Linked DNA regions of Homo sapiens: region 2 is linked to region 1. Evidence: chromatin loops called from intact Hi-C (ENCODE). Cell type or tissue: ovary. All regions are shown on one strand. Links, peaks and the distances in the headings refer to the core of each region. The heading gives the core; the rest is flanking DNA. Region 1 overlaps IFFO2 (intermediate filament family orphan 2). Region 2 overlaps UBR4 (ubiquitin protein ligase E3 component n-recognin 4).

Region 1 (12,382 bases), core at 1-8,000:
CTGGCCAACGCTTAGCTTTTCATTTAAAGCCTTTGGCCGCAAAACCAGTTGTTCCTGAGCCTTTTACCCCCAAGTAAAAATTTCAGCTTTCTTTGCAAAATGTTGTGTGCTTGGTAAACACTAGAATGCTATTTAAAACTTGGATTCTGAAGTCTTCTCTGATGACGAGGTCTCAGGGACCCAATCTATTCCTAAAGTAATGTTACGTTTCCTTACTCTCTGTTCTAATTTGTTTATATTTCTTCCAGCAGCATGAACCGCGCACCTGCTTAGGAGTCAGTTCCCATGCTGATTTTGGTTCCTCAAGCAGGGCACTAGGCAGACTACATATCCTTTCCGGGCCTCAGTTTCCTCATCTGTAAAACGGAAGTAATAGTACCCAACTCACAAAGCCCCCGTGATCTTAAGCCACTTATTTTTCTCCAGATTACACCATTTGAGGTACTTTGGGAGAATGTAAACATTTAAATGAAGAGTAGGAGAGGGAGATTACCTAAATGCCAAGTATTAGGAATGGCAAAAAGCAAATTGGAATTGGTGGCGGCTATTTGTCTTCACCTTTGGAGAAAACCCTAGACAGGTGGGCTCAGTTCACATTTGGGCAATGTTGCCCTGAACATGCCCATTGACAAGAAAAACTAGAACATTGGTTACTGTCAAATCCAGAGCCTGGGAAGGTGACCTCCTGTGGGCACGTTGGAGAGCCTGGAAAAATGGGGGCTTTGTGGTTAAAAGGACATCAGTTCCAAACCAGGCCAAGCCAGTTACTGAGCCTGTGATGTCTCATGTCCTCTCTTCCCCTTCAGTAAAATGTGTGTAATGATTCCTGCTTTGTCATCTTCCAAAGCTTTTATTGTGAGCTACAAATGTAACAGGTGATATGAAATCCCCTATTTTATGGCTAATTAACTAATGAGTTTGAGGGTTTCTGTGGCCTTCCGTCCTCCTACCCCTCCCCCAACACCAGATTCATCTTCTGTTTAAAAACAAAAACAAAAAAAAGCACCATCAGTTCTAAGACATTTCACTTTATTTAAAAGAAGCCAATATACAGGATATAAAGGGCATGATATTTACAACAGTACAGTAAACAGGTTGGTTTCCGGTAGGATCAGTAGTCTTTCCATGAGTATAAATCCCCCCCTTCCCTGTGATGCTAGACCCAGCTGGCAGACAACAGCAACGGTGGGGCAGGATCATGGGGTATAAAGTCTCCCTGGGTGGGGCTAAAAATCAGGTAGATGCAAAAACATCCACAAGGGGTCTTGCAGGGAAGGGCTTTGCCTCATTTCTTTGAGGGCTTGGGAGGGAAGGGTCTTGGTGAGGGATTTGCTCAGAACTAACACACAGCCCACCCTGAGCCTGGAAATCATCCATTCATAGAAAATTCCCTTCCAGAGAGAATCTGGCTTTACCTGCACCCACCCAGTCCCCTCCAGACTCCCCACTCCAGGAGAGAGCTCTTCTAGAGCCAGAGCTTGGTGTCTCAAGGGGGAAGACCCCTGTCCTAGGAAACCCCCAGCACCCTGATCCCTCCCCCCAGGGCCCTGGGGGGAACATAGCAAGGACTGCAGCCCAGGCTTGGCCTGGAGTAGACACAGCCGGGGCTGGGCTATGAGCATCTTAAGCCATTTCCACTTCTGCTCCAGCTGCCTGACCACCTGGGACCCGCAAAGGCCCAGGCTCCAAGGAAGTCGTGTGCTCCCACTGTCACCCATGCTCTGCTGCCTCCCAACCCTCTCCCAACGCAACTGGGTTGGAAATGGATCTCGGCAGACCAGAGTCAGAGTAACTAATTAATCAGAGCCTATCCCCAGAGCCCAGCTTGTTCCCTCCCTAATGCGCCTTGTCCCTTCCCCCACCCACCACATTTCTGAATTTCCTGCAGCCCACCCACCCCCTCAGATCCCCACCCCAAGACTTCCAAGGAGCTGAGGGGTCAGAGGAGAGGAGAATGGGGTGAAGTGGGACCTACACTCTGCTGAAGCTGCTCATGGGTGTGGATGACCAAAAGTGAGGACAGAAGACGAGGCCGGGGGACAGGAATGGGTTCCATTCAATCCAGCAACAACATGCACCATGTCTCGTCCACAGGAAAATGCTGGGCTACCACAACTGCCTACCCTAGATTAAAAAACCCTTCCTTTCATAAAAATAGATGAGAGTCTCTTGCTTTATAAATAGATTACATTTAGCTTAAGTTACATCTTATATTCTCCCCCACCCCACCCCCTCTCCTCCCACTCCAAGCTTAAGTGGTTTAATTCTCCCTAGGTCATCTGAGCTCTACCCACAGAGTTAGTCCACGATGGATTTGGCCCTTCAGGGACCTCAAGACATTTTCTCAAGACGAGAAAGAAAAATGTGTTGATTTGCCAATAATTTTTTTCTCTGTTCGGAGTCTCAGAGGAGTGCGAGTGTGTGTGTGTGTGTGTGTGTGTGTGTGTGTATTTCACAACCAACCAGGGAGCCAAAAGGATGCTAGTCTTCCTATCCCTCCCCAATCCTCTGTTTGTATAAAACCCCCAAAAACAGGAGACAGAGGGCAGCGCAGGAGAGCCCATCTGAGAAAATTCTAAAATACCAGTGTCAATATGACACTGGGCTTAGAAATAGAAAGTCAAAATTAAGTATTTACAGCTTTACAAAGGATGGACCAATTCGTCCCAGCTAGGACTGGTGCTGCCCCAGCGAGCGTTGGGGTCTTTCTTGGCAAGCTGTGGGCTCATGGTGAGGGGACAAGCAGGGCCCACTGACATTAACTGAAAAAAGCATGTGGTGGAGAGGCAGGCAGGCAGGCAGGCAGGCCGGACCCAGGAACCAGCCCAGGAGGCAGGCCCATCACACTCTGGCTTTCCCTCTCCTACCCACCTGCCCCAAGTCCTCACTCCCAAGAGGAGAGCAGATATTAAAAGCCAGCCAGAAGGGACTCTCAGGCCAGGATCTCTTTCTGGCTCCTGCAGTTTTCAAACTCCCTAGAGTACCCTAGTCCTCAAAGACAAATGACCTATGTATACAAGGAGGAAAGTAAAAATAATACCGCCGGACACCGATAACCACAGTAACCTTAGTTACTCCCATGCTAACACTGCTGCCTTACAGTCTTAAGTCTAAAGATATATCTGTCACCCTCCCACCACCTTGGGGAACAACCCAGGGCCGGCTTCCACGCTGCCCACGAAACTCCCATACCACATTGTCCAATGCCTCCCTCGGCCCTGGACGGAGGAGACCCACGAGGGTGGATGTTTTCCTGCCCTCGAGGAAACGGAAAATCTTTTTAGCAGCTGAGGTCCAAGCCCAACTGGCTCTGATAACCTTTGGTTAAAATAAAAATTCAACAACAATAACAACAAGAATCAGGTATGTTTGAACCCTGTAACCTTTAGAACAAGGGTGAGTGAGGAGAGAGAAGGGCCGTCTCTCTTCCAAAACCATTGTCCCTCCAAGTACCTGTCAAAGGGAACTGTTTGGCTAACAAGAGATGCTGACTATGGAAGTGTCACAGCCAGACTGCCACAGGGGACCCGTGGGAGGTGCCCCCAGCAAAAGAAAACAAAGGAAAAAACTCATGACGAAGGCCACCAAATCGTGATAAATTACATCACACATAGTCACTAACACATTCTCACGCTCTCTCTCTCTCTCTACATATATCTTTTATGTACAGTATTTTTAAGACTGTAACACAGGTGGGGGAAACAGAAAAGAGAGAAGAGCCTTAAAGGCCACGGACCCCTGGGGACCACAATCCCAGTCAAACCCAGAGCCCCCTCCTTCTGCCTCCAGGCAAGGCAGAGGGACCCAAGTTCTAGTCCTTGGGCACATTTTGCTACCTTGACCACTAGAGGGAGCTCCTGGGACAATAAAAAATTAAAATTGGCAACAGACCCACTGCAGTAGGCTTAAAAAATAATAATAAAGCAAAGCCTGCTCAGCTGGCTCCAAGCTGAGATTTGGAAGGGGGCCACACAGTGCCCTTCAACGCAGTCCCACTCAAGCCATTCAAGTCTTGGGGGATGCTGGCTCAGATCAATACCCCGACTGGCCAGTCGAGGGAACTGCTGAGAGCGGCTTGCGTGTGTCGAGGAGCAGAAAGAGGATGGCCCTCACTCCAGCTCCTGCACTGCCAGCAGCCCACCCTGCTTCTCTCCTGCCAGCAGCCAAAAGCAGGCAACTGCCGGACAGTCCTAACCCAAGGCGGGTAGAAGGGAGCAGAGACCAGGCCTGGCCCCTTCAGACTTTCTCACAGAGAAATTACAGATCTCTAAGCCTCTATTGTTGGCTGGCGAGGGAGGGAAGAACATCAAGTTATCAGGGAAATCAAGGATCCCTCCGCCCCCGCCCTGAACCCAGAGGTCCGGAAGGAAGCAAGCGGTCAGGGAGGCCAGTGCCTTGCGGGAACCCCAGCCTCATGACCAACCTCGGCCAAACCCACACTACCCAGTCAGTGCTGCCACACAGATCACCCTAACCCCGGCCTCTCTCCCAGCTCCAGGGGGAAGCCAGGAGCCCAGGAGAGGTCCTGCCTTCCACAATGATATAAGGCAAGCTGCTTTTGTTGTTTGTTTTGTTTTTTGCATAGTAGTTTAAACACAGTGAGGCTCTGCCTTCCCCTCACAGTGCCTTGTCCCTTCAACTTTGCCACTCGATCCCCCCAAAAAATTAAAATGTGTCCTCCTTCCCTTCCTTCCACCTTTCTCTCCTTCAGGGAGTGAGAAAATTGGGGTGGTCCCTACCCAGGCCTAGAAAGCTCACAGAGGCAAGCGGCTCCTTCCTGGGGGTTGGCAGAGCACCCCAAGCTCCAGGCCGAGTCTGGGCTGGCTCAGGAGGAAGGGAGGGCATAGCCCATGGCCAATCAGAGGAGCAGGTGGGACGGACGGCAGAAACCACATTACACCACGGCCGGTTGGCCCGGCCCTCAGCTTAGAGTTCTGTATAAAAACACCTGCTAGGAATAATTCTTTGGAGCTCAAAGTGGCTCAGCTTAAGGGAGAAGGCACAGTTAACACTGCAAAGTCCGCACAGAAGTCTGCATTTGTAATGTGGAGAACAATAGAAATTGACAGCACCATTCCTTGGGTGGGTGGGGGATGGAGACGGGGCACCCGTTGGTGGTGTGGAAGGAAGGAAGGAAGCAGCAGTCCCTCAGGGCCTCCAGAGAAGGGAGGGCAGAGAAAGTCTGTGTGGTGTGGCTTCGAACCCCACTCCGAGGGGCCTTCCTGGCCCCATGAGGAGAGGTGGCAGGGCCCCATCACCAAGACCACCAGGCTCGCAGGGCCTCAGTCATCAGCTGACCATGGGCTCCACATCCGCCTCGCGCTCGAACTCATCCTGGATCTCATCTGTACTTCCTGAGTCGCTGCTGGCCACGGAGCTGGGGGACGGTGAATTCCTGAGAAGCACAAGAGAGTGGGGAAATTCAGAGAGCAGCCCTGGGCCTCTGAAGGGTCAAGGAGTGGGAAGGCTGAGCTGCCACTTCTATAAGATCTACTCTCAGAGGGGCCTGGTCCTGAGCTCCTGCCTCACTCAGCTATCCTTAAGATCCTTTAAGCTCACGAGGTAACCCCCTGCACCAGCCCCTACTTGGTCTGGCTGTGTTGGCTTCTCTAGGAAGAAAGCCCCTTGGGAGCTGGACCGTGGATCAAGTTTGGCTGTTACTCTCCAAGCACCTAACCCATGTCTGGGCATATAGTAGGTGCTAAGTAAAACCTGAATGACTCAGAGCTCAAAAGGAGGCCATGCGGGATATGGTTAACATCACTGGGGTGCAGTTCTGATTCTATCTCGGATGAGCTGGGGGTGGGGGAACTTGGGCAAACCGTTTAACCTGCCTGAGCGTCTGCTCTTCTGTCTGGATAATGGAGATAACCACACTGGGTTCTGGGGGTTTGAGGAGTTAAAGGTCTGAAAGGCAAGGCTACGGCCCTGCACACAGATCTGGCCCCCACAGAGCTGTCCCTCCCTCTCGTACAGTAATGCAGCAAAACGAGGAAAACAGTGACAACGTATTTGTGCTGTGTGGCAGGCATTCTCCTCATATTAGCTCATTCTCAGCGTGGCTGTCCCCCGATAAGGCTGTGTGTCTTTGAAGGCAGGGGCTCTGCTTTATGTGCCATGCCTGACACTTGTCAGTCTCCTGGGGACAGGCCCTGGGTTGGAAGAGGATGCTATGGTTTGGCTGTGTTCCCACCCAAATTGCATCTGGAATTGTAGCTCCCATAATCCCCACGTGTCATGAGAGGGACCAGTTAGAGATAATTGAATCGTGGGGGCGGTTTCCCCCATCCTGTTCTTGTGATAGGGAGTTAGTTCTCACGAGATCTGATGGTTTTATAAGGGGGGGTTTCCCCTTTGCTAGGCACTCATTCTCTCCCCTGCCGCCCTGTGAAGAGGTGCCTTCTGCCATGACTATAAGTTTCCTGAGGCCTCCTCAGCCATGTGGAACGGTGAGTCAACGAAACCTCTTTCCTTTATAAATTACCCAGTCTCAGGCATTTCTTTTTTTTTGAGACGGGGTCTTGCTATGTTGCCCAAGCTAGCTGTGAACTCCTGGGCTCAAGCAATCCTCCCACCTCAGCCTCCCAAAGTGCTGGGATTACAGGTGTGAGCCACCACGCCCAGCCTCAGGCAATTCTTTATAGCACCATGAGAACAGACTAACAGATGGGAAAGGAAGGGAAATCACTTCCTGTGAGCAAATGGGAGCATGCCCTGTCCACCTCTGCTCCCCATTTCAGCAGAAAATGGGGCTTAAGCTCCTTGAGGGCAGGGGCTATACTTACTGGCCCCACCGTCTTGCACAGAGCAGGCCTTTGGCAAGTATCTATTGAATCAACAAAGGGCAGGGTGGTGGTGGGACTTGCATGAGGTTAGATATGTAAGGCATCTGGCACATAGGTGTGCTAATAGTCACTGGATGGATGGATGGATGGATGGATGGACGGACGGACGGACAGATGGACGGACAGAGAGACAGGTTGGGAGCATGACACATGGCCGAGTTGCAGCCTTGGGAATTCCCCTCCAAGGATGCCATAGCTGAATCCCCTGGGAGGATGGGCGGGTACCTGTCTGCGGAGCCTTTGATGAGCCGGCGGCAGGTCTCCATCTGCACGTCCAGGCCTCGCTTCATGCTGCACATCTCCATGTACTCGTGCAGGTGTCGGTTCATGTCACTTTTGGCTGTGGCCAGCTCGAGCTGGGAGGAACCAATGAGGAATAAGGGTGAGGGCAAGTCATCCTCGTGACAGAAGCCTCGGCAACCTCTCCTCCTGGATTCCTCAGGGATGGTGCCATCAAGGCCACCATTGGACACCATGCCATCAGGACCCTGCCTCCGGACATCAACCTCCCTCACCCTCTGCTCTCTGCACATGGGTCCACTTCCCCTAGAACTCCTTCTGGCCAAAGGGGAATGGTTGCTTAGCAACCCCAGCAGCAGCCTGGCTCTGATGCACCCCACCCGGTTCTGAGAACTCAACATCTTTGGGTTCCTTTATCCAGACCTGATTACAAAAATCCTGAAGGCTTTTTCATGTTTCTGACTCTTGTCCTCTATCAAGTGATACTTCCTCTAGGGAAGGAGCTGGGCTTCCCTTTCTCCTGCATAATAGCAATGACTATCGTTTATAGAAGTGATCACATGCACAGCCTCTGGAGCCAGAGAGAATTATACTTCAATGCTGCTTCCTGGCCGCAAGGCCTTGGGCAAGTCACTTGGTCCTTTCCAGCCTCATCTCCTCCTCTGTAAAAGGGGTGCACGGTGCCTACTGCATAGGGCACAGGTAAGGATACCGGGCATACTCAGCACCTTGTGTCACTCACTATCACTCGAATGTCAGCTCTGTGGTTATTATGGGATCATCTCAGCTACATATATTCTTTCTAATTCTCTGAGGCAGGCAAGGATCACCACCCCCATTTGACAGATTAGGAAACTGAGGCCCTAAGAAAGACATTACTCGCCCCGAGGCCTCCTGACTCCCGATCCTGCGCCTGCCCCACTCTACCAGCCCCTGCCCATGACACATGGGTGTTTGATCGCCAGGATCTCAACCATGTGGACCTCAGGAGAGCCTCACGAGTGGGCTCCACGTCCCGAGCCCTCACCTCGATCTGACCTATCGTTTCCTGGTACTCCTTGTCTCTCGTCTTGAAGAAGGATTCGGTCTCATGGATCAAGTTGCCCAAGTTTTCCTCTTGCTGGGGAAATAGAACAAACGGGACAGTTTATTTTATTTATTTATTTATTTATTTATTTATTTATTTATTTATTTATTCTTGAGACGGAGTCTCGCTCTGTCACCCAGGCTGGAGTGCAGAGGTATGATCTCGGCTCACTACAACCTCTGCCTCCTGAATTCAAGCGATTCTCCTGCCTCAGCCTCCCGAATAGCTGGGATTACAGGTGCCCACCACCAGGCCTGGCTAATTTTTATATTTTTAGTAGAGATGAGATTTCGCCATATTGGCCAGGCTGGTCTCGAACTCCCAACCTCAGGTGATCCGCCCACCTCGGCCTCCCAAAGTGCTGGGATTACAGGCATGAGCCACTGCGCCTGGCCCAAAGGGGACAGTTTAGCTGTGTGGTGGGGGCTGTAGAAAAATAACAGGGATGAGGGACCATTGAAAGGCGGTGTCCCCCAGACCCCTAGTCCTGGCCTTTGGGAAGCCAGGCGCTGGGCTTACCTCGCCCTGCAGGTCGATGGTCGGATTGCAGTTGGTGAAATCCTCCCAGAGCAGCAGCGTGTCTTCATTCTCTTCCCACGTCAGGCTGTCACAGTCGTCGTCAAAGTCAAAGGTCTCCCGCCTGTGGGGGTGACACCAGAGGGCATGACTGAACAGAAGGCAGGCTCCAGGGACCCATACAGGGGACAGAAAGGGGCAGCTGCCCAGCAGGTACACAGCTTCAAGGCTGTCCTCAGGAAAGACAGGGGTAGTAAGCCAAAGGGGACATTCGCCTTATCCAAAAGGAGTTTAACTCTTTTAAAATGCAGAATGTATTTATGTATTGCTTGTACAATTAAAAATGTGTATTTTTTTTTTAATGTCAGGCTTTAATTAATTGGGACTAAAGATATTTTCCTCCAAGTCCAATCTTGCAATTTTCCTCATTCATTTAACAGCTATTTCTTGAGCCTCTAGTTTGAGTGAGATGTTCAATATAATATCATCTTCTCTGCAATTTGGAAAGGTTGGTATTATACCTATTTTACAGATGAAGAAATGGTGGCTCAGAAAGGATAACTCAACTGTCTAAAGCCACACAGCTAGCATGTAGCAGAAATAGGCTAGAATGCCGAATGTTTCTGTTTCCTACAGCTTTTTCCTCCCCATCAAGACACTCCCCAAGCACCCATTAGGTGCTGGGCACTGGACCAGCCACTAAGCATGCAGCAAAATGCAACGCCCTCAAAACAATTCCACCCTCAAAACAATCCTATGAGGTAAGCATAACTATCGTTCCCATTTTGCAGGTGAGGAAACAGAGGCTCAGAGGGATTCAGTGGCCTTCTAGACCAATACATGCTGGAAATGAGATTTGAATTCAAAGCCTGGGAGATGTCAAGACCTCCCTATTGGCTAGAACTAGAAGTAGGTTGACCAACCAGGCAGGTTTGCCTGGGACTAAGGGGTTCCCAAGATGCCTTGGTTACCCCAACTGGAGGAGACCTAAAGATCAGCTCATCCAACATACCCCTATTTCCAAGGGGAAGGCTGAGTCTGTAGGAGTGAAATCACTTGACTCAGTGCATCGGTAGCACAGGACAATGTGGACCCTGTCTCCAGGCTGCCATCCCAGGGCTCTCCCCATTGCCTGCCCTCCCTCAACTCCTTCCTGGATCCTCCAGAGCAACAATGAGTGTTCCCAATGGACTGGGTTGGGGACTGGGCCGGTCCCAAGAAGGCCGTCTGGTAAAAAGCTGCCTCGAGCGCCCCCTGGAGTCAGGCCGGGCCGGCTCCCCTCCAAAAGCCATTCCCACAGGAGCCCATAGGTGGCTCCCCGAGTCCAGGGTCCTGAGCTGGTAGGGGGTGGGTGCTGGAGAGGGCCGTGTGGCCCGGAGCCGCCAGGGTCCAGTGGTCACTGCATCACACACTCAATTCCTGACTTCACTTCCTTCCCAGCGTCTGGGATCTGAAGGAAACCCCAGCCGAGGGACAGGAAGCTGGAAAGGACAGAAAGACGGGCAAGAGAAGGGACTCGGAAGAGGCCTCCACTTCACAAATCTGCGGAGTGGGGCTGAGGAGGAGCCTTGGCCCCAGCGGGGGAGACCCACACGTTCCCCCTCTTCTCCTTGGTCTGAAGCCCAAACAACCGACTTGGATCAAAACAAAACACAACTGTAACACGGCTGCATTATTCAAACACTTCATCAGATCTGGCCAGGGGCAGCCTGGCTAGGGTCCTGCCCACAGCTGGTGGAGATGTCCATGGGAAAGGCCCAGGGCCCCGCCTGGGGTGGGGTCAGGGCGGCCCACACAGAACTGCAGAATGGGGGTGGGGGGTGATCAAAGTGATCAGAGGTTTCGTTGTTTGTTGTTGTTGTTGTTTTTTTGTTTGTTTGTTTGTTTGTTTGAGACGGAGTCTCGCTGTCGCCCAGGCTGGAGTGCAGTGGTGCGATCTCGGCTCACTGCAGGCTCCGCCCCCTGGGGTTCACGCCATTCTCCTGCCTCAGCCTCCTGCGTAGCTGGGACTACAGGCGCCCGCCACCACGCCCGGCTAATTTTTTGTATTTTTAGTAGAGACAGCGTTTCACCGTGTTAGCCAGGATGGTCTCGATCTCCTGACCTCGTGATCCGCCTGCCTCGGCCTCCCAAAGTGCTGGGATTACAGGCGTGAGCCACCGCGCCCGGCCTGTTTGTTTTAACTTAGGTAACTTTACAACCAGCTAAATCGAATTCCATACTGAACCCAATTTAGCTCTATCAACACAGAGGCGCCCACTCCTGCAGCCAGTCTCGCCTGACTTGGATCTGAATGCTCTTTCTACACACTGGAGCCTTTGCCCATGGGGCCCCCTGGCTTCCACTCTGATCTGTCTCCTTTTTAGCTCACTCCATTGCTGGTCAGCTTAACAATGCCCTGGGGACTTTATAAAAGCAGGGACAACAATTTCTTCAGATAAGTCCTTTAATTTAACCACATGGACCCAGCCTGGGATCTCCGGGACATACAATCCTGTCTTAGGGCTCAGAAGTGCCCAGGGCAACGTTCAGAAAACCTAGACCCAACCACTGCTTCTTTCCAAAAGCCCCTATTGGCCAGGTGCAGTGGCTCATGCCTGTAATTCCAGGACTTCGGGAGGCCAAGGTGGGCGGATCACTTTAGGACAGGAGTTTGAGACTAGCCTGGGCAACACGGTAAAACCCAGTCTCTACTAAAAAAATACAAAAAAAAATTAGCTGGGTGTGGTGGTGTGTGCCTGTAGTCTCAGCTACTTCGGAGACTGAGGCAGGAGAATTGCTTGAACCCAGGAGGTGGAAGCTGCAGTGAGCTGAGATCGCACCACCACACTCCAGCCTGGGCAACAGAACAAGGCTCCATCTCAAAAAAAAAAAAAAAAAAGCCCCTCTTGGCAGGCAGCAAAAGATGAGAATATGAGATGGGGGGTATCAAAAGAGGAATCAAGAATCTAGGGGTCTCCTTATCACCCTTAAATAGCAAACCCCCAAAATACAGCTCCGATCCCAGTTCTGTTTCAAGGGAATGGCAGGTCCAGGAAGTATCAGGCAAAAGAGTTCCTGTCCCCACCCAGTTCCAACCCTGCCTCTGCCTCCTGTCTACCTTAAAAGTCAGCCTAGAATAGGGACAGAAGAGAGAATTCTCTTCCAGGCATGGCGTGGGGGACAAAGCACTGGACCAAGAGTTGGGGGCCTGGCTCTGTGTGCCCCTCTGAGTCCATTCTCTCATTTGTACAATGAAGTGGCTGGGCAGAGTGAGCTCTGGACTATGGAATTCTGAGCCAGCCTCAGAGCTCTGCAGGGAGGTTAGGAGAGCCCGTGCCCTGGGCTTTTGAAACAAATGATGTCAAAGGCATCTGCTAGAAGGAGCATGCCCTCTCTGGGGGGCTTCCGGGAGGTGGCAGAGCCTCCCAGAGCTCTGATTGGTAGCTCTGATTTCCTGCAATGGCAAATTTTAAGGTACTAATATGACATCACTGAGCCTGGAGTGGGTATAGCAGCTTCTAAGAGCTGGCGCCAGCAGGCTCGCCCACCACTGATCATACCCAGCCCAGACCCTGCCACCACCCCAAGCAGTGTTTCCTACTGACAGCGTACTAGCGTGGGAGGCAGCCTGGCTCTGAATCCCAGCTCAGCCACATACTAGCTGAGTGGTGTTACCCAAGTCCCTTCTCCTCTCAGAGTCTCAGTTTCCCTG
Region 2 (8,320 bases), core at 1-8,000, 210 kb after region 1:
ACTCTTAACTATTAATACAATTTCTGGTCCTAGGTGGCTCCAACAGAGACAAAGGACAGACGGAGACCCTTGTGCTCCAGGCTCTTCCCTGGGAAAACCATTCTGGGGTAATGTTCTGCTCCTTCCCTCCTCAGTCACCGCAGGACCTGGGAGGGGAAGCTGAGAAACACAAGGCATGTGAGGGGAAGTCAGAGAGGACAGCTGGGCCTGCTAGGCCGGCTCACCAGATCGGGGTTGGCCCAGTGGCCCTTCAGGGCTGTGGAGACCTTGCCAATAATCAGGTCATTCATCTGTTGGGTGGCTTCTGGGTTGTCTCTGCAGAAGCAAATAGAAATGGAGTCCTATAATTCACAATCAGGTGTGACACTCCTTTCCACCTGAAGGGGCCCAGGGAAAATGAAATCAATGTCTAAGGCTACCTGGCCCCAAATTTTCTACTTCCTTCCCGGGGCAAGACTAGAACTTTAGCTTCACAAAACCGTGGTCGGTAATAATAAAGGGCCCATTACAGCCGCCTTGCCTATGAACAGAAGCTAACTGAGGGAAGAGCAGCACCACCTTATGGGGCCCATGTCCCAGGCGACAGAGCCCCTGCTGTCTGGTGTGACACAGTCTCCAAAACCTAGACGTCCACTCTCAGTCTTGGTCACAACTCTTTCCCTGTCTTCTCCATCTGCCTGCATTTCATTTTCCACAAGGCCCTCATATTCCAGTTTACGTCTCTTTGTAACAATGTTCCCACTATTAATAAAAAACACAAACCGTATCACTCACTCTTGCTTCCCAACATACTGAATAAGCCCCAAAGTCCTTACAGAGGCCCACAAGACCCTATGGGATCTGGCCCTCGCACCCTCTGACCTAAGCCTCCTCCCGAGTCTTCCCTACTGCATCCCTGTCTCCAGCTACACGGGTTCCTTGTGATGCCCTAGCATTCCTGGCAGGTGCCTGCTCTCAACTACCCACTTGCTACTTCCTAGGCATGCAGCCCACTGCTGAGACATTGCCATGACCTCATGATCAACTCCTGACCTCGTGATCTGCCTGCCTTGACCTCCCAAAGTGCTGGGATTACAGGTGTGAGCCTGTTCAGCCCTATTTTTGTATTTTTTTTTTTTTTTTGAGACGGAGTCTCGCTTGTTGCCCAGGCTGGAGTGCAATGGCACGATTTCGACTCACCACAATCTCCGCCTCCCAGGTTCAAGCGATTCTCCTGTCTCAGCCTCCCAAGTAGCTGAGATTACAGGCATGCACCACTACACCTGTCTAATTTTGTATTTTCAGTGGAGATGGGGTTTCTCCATGTTGGTCAGGCTGGTCTTGAACTCCCGACCTCAGGTGATCCACCCGCCTTGGCCTGCCAAAGTGCTGGGATTACAGGCATGAGCCACAGCACCTGGCCCTATTTTTGTATTTTTAATGGAGACGAGGTTTTACCATGTTGGCCAGGCTGGTCTTGAACTCCTGACCTCAAGTGATCTGCCAGCCTCAGGTGCCAAAGTGCTGGGATTACGGGCAAGAGCCACTGTGCCCAGCCTACTGTCAGTATTTTTCAGATGAGGAAAACACAGACTCAGAGAAATTAAGGAATCTGTCCAAGGCGTATAGTACAAGGTATCAGATACTGAAACTGAGCCTTTCCAATCCAGAGTCCAAGCTCTTAATCTCCAGGCCCCACTGCTCTGCTTCTTTCATGTGAGTCTTTCTCGAGTTCAAGTGTCTCCCTTCCCTTCCCTCACAAGGCCTCAGGGAGAGTTTCCTCAAGACACTGTACTGGAACCAAAAAAGCACAAGCCAATCATGCCATTTACAAGGAAACCTGGGTTTCAATGCTCCCCAAGCTCGCTCACCTACACCCTGTGTCTCTTTCCATCTTTCCTTTGTTATAAGCTACCTAACTTGCTGGGTGGTCAGAAGCACTATTCTGTGCACTCTCTAACGCTCCTGGCATGGCTGCCAGTGTCAGTAGGAACCACTAGGCCCATAACCATGGTGTAGGTACTGACCGAGTTAGGAGGCACATGAGCTGGCGGACCTCCTCCCGCATGGCCGCAGCCCCTCGGCGAAGATTATAATCAAAGAGCTCCCGGATAAGGCCCTGGGAGACAAGGATGTGCCTCAAGGCTGGGTTGGTGGCCAGGGCCCGAAGTAGTGTGATACAATGTTCTGTGACAGCCGAGGCGCAGCCATAGCACTTGGTGGAGGATGTGTGGCCACAGCCCAGGACGGATAAGGCACGGTACTGGCTGGCAGTGAATGTGGGCTGCACGGAGGTCCGGGATGATTTAGTGGCTGCTTCCCTCTGCTGTAGGTCATATTCCAACAACTCTTTGCGCGAAGCAAAGACTTTCTAAGAACAAAAAGGCAACAATAATGGGAATTAGCAATTAAAATAAGAAGAGGATGTTAATTAGAAAATTAGTTTTGCTTTAGAAAAAACTTTACATGCATTATATAACTTAATCTTCTCAATAACCCAACTGGTTAGATGCTTTATCTCCATTTTACAGAGAAGGAAACTGAAGCTTGGAGAAAGTGGCTTGACCAAGATAAGTGGCAGAGTCAGAACTCAGACTCAGATGGCAGGCTTATGCTCTTAACTCCCATGTAACAAAGACAAAGGTCAGAAGCTAATACACGTGTAGCAAAGATGGCACTCCAGCAATTTGGGGTTGAGGGGGAAGGTAAACTGGATGCTCTCCTTATATGAGGTACCTCTGTCTATGGCCAGCCTCCCATCTCATGGAGATTAGGTCTGTGACATTGCAACTGACACAAGGCCCACCCTGGTTGATTGCAGTTGGTATGCCCTTACCCTACAGCCTGCAAACACGGCGTTATCAGAAGAGGGAACAGAATCTTGGCATCAAATTTTTTAAGACCAGTAACCCCTCTACTAAGAGATGGGTTGTTAATGGCTAAAAAAAACCCTTATCTGTGTTACCTTCCCATCACCAGTATGTTCAGTTATCTAGCATGAACTCAGCATTCTGACCAGCGCCATAAATCACGGTGGGGGAGATGCCGTTTGGTGCAGCCATCTGCCTGCCTTTTCAGCTAGATTGGGCAGGGACAACACCAAGACCTGGACTGCTAGATGAGAGAGCAGCAGGACTGCTGTGAAAACAACACCAGTAACACTTGGACAAAACACACCCAAAAGCTGCTCCCCGCTCTCTACCTGGATGATTTTGGAGAGTTCATCAAAAGAGTTCTTGCAGTCTCCACAATACTCCTGAGCCAACTGCAGGATGTAACGATTCACACTGGCAGAAGTGGAGCTGATGCCCCCTGCTGTTCCTGAGTCATCCTGCAACCCCAAGAGGTAAGCTGTCAGGCTCCCCACCTAAGGTGATCTCACCTAGGAGGCAGTCTTCTGATCAAGACCCAAGCCCTTATCCAAATGCCCTTTGCAGCGTGGGACTACCTGTGGCTTTTCTGGAGCTGCCTCATTCACTTTGCAGAGCAGGTTCTCCAGCTGTGGCCGGTGTCCCATCAGCTGATGATACACTCGATCAGCTTTGTCCAAAAGTGTATTGATGTTGGATACAGCCTAGACAGGAAAAGACAGGGACTGAGTGAAGGCTTTTTGGCTGATGACTTTCCCTGAGTAATCCTCACTGCTAACCATTTACCAGAACATTTCCTATAGGTCAGGCACTGTGTTTCATACATTATCTCTGTTCTTCACAATAATCTTTCCTGTGAGGTGGGTATATTATTTCTAATAAAAATACAATACACATCTGTGATATATAATAATACAATGCTGAGAGAAGTAACTTATACTAGGTTACACAAGTATTAAAAGTATGGCTGGAATTAGAATTTCTGTCCTTCTGACTCCAAAGCTAAATGTTCTTCTGTTAACCCTATAGGTGCCCCTTTTTCACTGTTCTTTAATATCTAGAACCTCCCCCCGCCCCTGCCCATATTATGCAGGCTGGGAACTAGCACTGGACAATCTAATACTGAGGGAGGGCCAGCAGCCTCAATATGAAGCAGTCTGTGGAAGAAATGCAGGGCAAAGCATCCAAATCCAAAGTTATCTGTACCTGGAGATACTCTAGTTTCATTACCAATCAACACTTTTCTAAAATCCTATGCAAACCATGTCTTTCAATACAATATACCTCATGCCATTCTTTGCTCCCACCCAAAAGCTGGGCCCTGAAACTGGTGTTGAGTCGAAGAAGGCTTAGGCTAGAAAGTAAAGTGCACTGCACTGCACCAGGTCTGCCCAAAGTCCAGATCAAGGCCACAGCCCTGAGTCTAGGCCAGATCTGGCCTCACCTTCTTCCGGTCTTCTTCATTCTCAATGGGATCCACTGCACAGCAAGGCTTGGCATAGAGCATGAAGTCGAAGCGGGCATATTTACAGAAGCCACAGGCATTGCAGAGGAAGGGATCCTTTTCATCGTAGTTGATGGATCTGAGTAACCAAAGCGTTTGGGTCAGTAAGGTGACAAGGCTGGGTGGGGTGGGGGTCACTCTGAGGAAATGGATTGTGCCACATTTATATACTCTGGTAACTACTGCAGGGGCTACTGAAGGGACAATAACAAATGAATGACTTAAGCAGCCAGGTAACAAGAAAGCAAGACCCAGAGCTAAACTTCTGGACCTCCCTCCGCCCTTACCCTCCACCCCTGCCACAGGACAGACACACTCGTGTGCACATGCACACACACACACACACACACACTCACTCACTCTCTCTTCTTCCTCCTCCCTTTCTACCCTTGAACCCACTCTACAAACCCATAATTCTCTAAATGTTCTGAGGGAATCAGACACTGTAATTGCTCACACTGACACTACTACAGAAAAATAACAAGGAATGTGCACAGCCCTGGCCTAGGGGATGACCAATGACTTACCTGCATTTGTGACACTGGTACACATTCTCTCCACAGTTGCCACAGACTCCTGGGTTGGCAGGGACCGAGGCACTACAGCGAGGGCACTGCAGGGTCTCTGTGGAGGCCTGGTAGTTTTCATAGAAGTCTGCAAACTCAATCATCAGATTGGAGGCCACAATGGGCAACGGCAGGTCAATCTTCACCTCTGTCTGTCCAGGGGTCAGCTGAACCTTCTTGGCTTTGTGCCAGCGAGCTGGCCTAGGAAAGACAGACAGCCTTGAGATTTTCTCATCTAACCCTCAGTGATAACAGTCTGATGAGACAAAGAGGAAGACTGTCCCATGTATTTTTCTAAGGCAATTAAGTGGTTACTCTAAGGAAAAGAAATCTGGCATATAATAGGAAGCCAGTTTTAAAAAAGTTTTCTACTACCTTTTCTCTATAAAAAAAGGAAAGAACATACAAGTGCTTTAAGCTGTTATACATGATACCTTTTGAAATTCCAGGAAAACAACAGAAGTATATAACAAGGGAAACCATGACTCCAAAAGCATGCCACACTGAAGCCTGTAAGAGGTGCAATGATGATGCATGCCAAGTTCCCATCCTGACAGCAACCTTGGAAAGATAAACCCAGGCTATTTTAGAGAGGCAGAGGAAGAAAATCAGGGTCTGAACCAAGTGCTAAGTCAAGTCATAAAGAGGAAGGTATGTAATAATTTTGGGGTGATTATATAACACAATGAGAGCTAATATTTACTGAGTACTTACTATGTACTAGGCTCTGTTCTCAGCACCTGACACATACTAACTCATTTAATCCTTAAACCCTGGAAGTGGGGTCCTACCTCCATTTTATAGTTACAGAAACTGAGGTTAAGCAGCTTCTCTAAGGTCACAGAGCTATGTAGCAGAGCTGGGATCTGAACCCAAATAGTCTACCAGTAGCTCTGCTGACTCCACACAATGAAAAATCAAACCCACCTCCTCTGGAGGGGAATGGGCCACCCTAATGTGCAGCATCTACTTTCAGGTCACCAAGGTTAAACTAGGCTTTTCAAGGCAAGAAGAGAAAACCTCCCTAGGCAGCCTTCATGGCCACGTGTTGCTGTGGTACATGAGCCTTATTCTGCCTCTTGGAATAACAGCAATACTTCCATCCTGTGTGCAGAACAGCTCTGTAAGTCTTACTATTCAAGTAGTGTCAACCTGTGTTCTCCCTTCAGTAGCAATGCCTGAGAGTTCAAAAAAAGGCGATCTGTCTCTGTGAAAGTCAACACTATAACCCATGTGAGTGCCTCTCTTGGCCTAAATATGACATGCCCTGGTTCAGTCACTGGGATACATGGGCTAGGAAGATCCAGTATCAGCAGATACAGAGAAAAGGCACCATGTGGAAATCGAAGAGTGTGTGTACTAAAGAAGCTTCTTGAGAAATAACTTTCTGCCCTGTGAGCAAGAGCATAGCTGTCTTAATCCAAGAAATGACAATTACTTCCCAATACAGAAGGTTTTATCTAAGTCTAGACCTTTGTGTAAGAATAGTTAAAATGGGCATGAGAAGCCTGGAGGTCCCCTCACTCAGCTTCCCCTCCCTAGGCAGGCTGTTGAGGAACTTCCACAGACCCCTATGGCTCCACTGGGCTAATTTAGAAATAATCTTTGTCAACATGCTTAGAACTGTTGTTTCACTTTTGTCCTTTGGTCATGAATGGAGGGGCCAAGAGGATGTATTAGGCCTCTAGGGATGTGCTGCCTTACTCCATTCCAGGAACCGAAGGCAGCAACTGAGCTTCAGCCTTACAACCTGCTGCCCCTCCCGAGGCCTAAAAAGCCCGTACTTGTTTTTCAACTCCACGATGGCCTGCACGGTTCGGTTGTTATAATACAGGTTGATGGTCCGCACCATCTTGGTCCGTTTCAGATCCCCGATTTTCACTGTCACTTTGCTGATGGTGTGACTGCCAATGAGCTTCACAACCTGCTGGGTGGTGGTGTACCGCGTGTCCACTTTAATGGAAGACAGCTTGATATACTAAATACAAGAGTTCACAAAACATGGTATTAGTTCAAGACTCGTACTGCCTTTTTAAAAATTCATCAGTGTAACCCACTCTTCATCCACAAGATGAAGTTTCTATTTAATTTTTTAAAAAATATTTTGTAGAGATGGGGTCTCACCATCTTGCCCAGGCTGGTCTAAAACCCCTGGGCTCAGGGGATCCTCCCATCTTAGCCTCCCAAAGTACTGGGATTATAGGCTTGAGCCACTGCACCCAGCCAAGTTTCTATTTAAGGTAATAAATGTGGCAGATAAAAATTCCTACTATCGGTGACCAACCATTAGGAGAGGAACATCTATGTGATAATGATCCATCTCTGGAAACAAGAATCCCACTGGACCTATTGGCCTCAGGACTGTCCATGTACAGATGTTACTTACACAGAACGGTACTTCCGGGTTATTACACACCAGGCAGGGATCGCTCTCCAGGTAATAGCCATCAAACTCCACTAAGCCAGACAAAGTGCTAAGGAAGAAACCAGTCTTAGCATGAACACATTTTCATCTTAGGAAGCACTGAGTTTCACAAAAAAATCATGACAAAGCCATGGCTCAATGTGAGCCAAAGTGAGCCCAAAGTGAGCCCCACCCTAGTGAGAACTCAAGGACACAGGAGAAATCCCAATAGGGTTACGAAGCCACAGGAAAGAAATTTCAACTAACTGACCTTAGATGTTTCCTAATCTTTGATCTATCCTTCAGAGGAATTCTAAAAAGTAGTAAAATTTGACTCAAGAGTCACAATTAAATTTACTAAAAATCATTGAACTGTACATTTAAAATAGGTTAATACATAAATTATCTCAATAAAGTTTTTTTAAATTTTTTTTAAAGAACAGTCACTACTAAACCAGAGAAATAATAAACTGTCAATTTAACCAATATCCTCTTTTAGAAGTTTTTTTAAAAAAAGGAAGACATTTTCTTTAAATTTGTTTCACCTTATTTAACTTAAACCCTTGAAACTAAAGACCTTTTTTTTTTTTTTTTTTTGAGACAGGGTCTCACTCTGTCACCCAGGCTGGAGTGCAGTGGCGTGGATCACAGTTCATTGCACCCTCGAACTTCTGGCCCCAAGCCATCCTCCTGCCTCAGCCTCCCCAGCAGCTGGGACCACAGGTACACGCCACCACGCCTGGCTAACTTTTTTAAATTTTTTTTTAAGAGATGAAGTCTCACTATGTTGCCCAGGCTATACAGACCTTTCTACATTACTACTCACCAAACCCTGAACTCAGCAATGACATTTTGAGTACCTTCTATTTGCAAGACCCTGGCCTACATGGAGGGGATTGGAATCTCAACTAGGCAGATTCGCTCTTCTCTCAGGCGCTTGTCAATTCCTATGTAAGAGCCTATCACCATGCAAATAACTCCTCAGAATGCTGACTGA

Evidence for each region. Hi-C counts contacts between places; a loop is a spot of excess contacts. Peaks named below come from ENCODE experiments on the same cell type or tissue, not always from the same donor. Only the 100,000 strongest peaks of a DNase experiment are listed, where the experiment ranks them.
Region 2: a loop joins it to region 1, with 2.8 times the contacts of the local background. A loop is called at or near these places in 13 of 110 quality-filtered maps.

What each region holds. Positions count from the first base shown.
Region 1 is chr1:18,903,272-18,915,653 of GRCh38, forward strand. IFFO2 (intermediate filament family orphan 2) reads right to left here. Exons shown (of 9, transcript NM_001136265.2): 6 at 8,692-8,812; 7 at 8,113-8,205; 8 at 7,071-7,201; 9 at 1,009-5,395. The coding sequence ends at 5,290. LOC124903866 (a long non-coding RNA gene) reads left to right here. Exons shown (of 2, transcript XR_007065519.1): 2 at 1-100. Among named protein-coding and RNA genes, the nearest start is that of ALDH4A1, 6.9 kb to the left of the region's middle. RefSeq lists an enhancer at 1-337. In ovary, for the core only: a CTCF peak has its summit at 3,846 (motif pointing right); DNase peaks (open chromatin) are centred at 4,073 and 4,393; H3K4me3 peaks cover 278 bases; H3K27ac peaks cover 1,130 bases.
Region 2 is chr1:19,110,518-19,118,837 of GRCh38, forward strand. UBR4 (ubiquitin protein ligase E3 component n-recognin 4) reads right to left here. Exons shown (of 106, transcript NM_020765.3): 72 at 7,306-7,393; 73 at 6,704-6,897; 74 at 4,881-5,120; 75 at 4,294-4,432; 76 at 3,428-3,553; 77 at 3,182-3,310; 78 at 2,007-2,350; 79 at 225-315. Among named protein-coding and RNA genes, the nearest start is that of UBR4, 96 kb to the right of the region's middle. In ovary, for the core only: no CTCF peak of the experiment used is centred there; no DNase peak of the experiment used is centred there.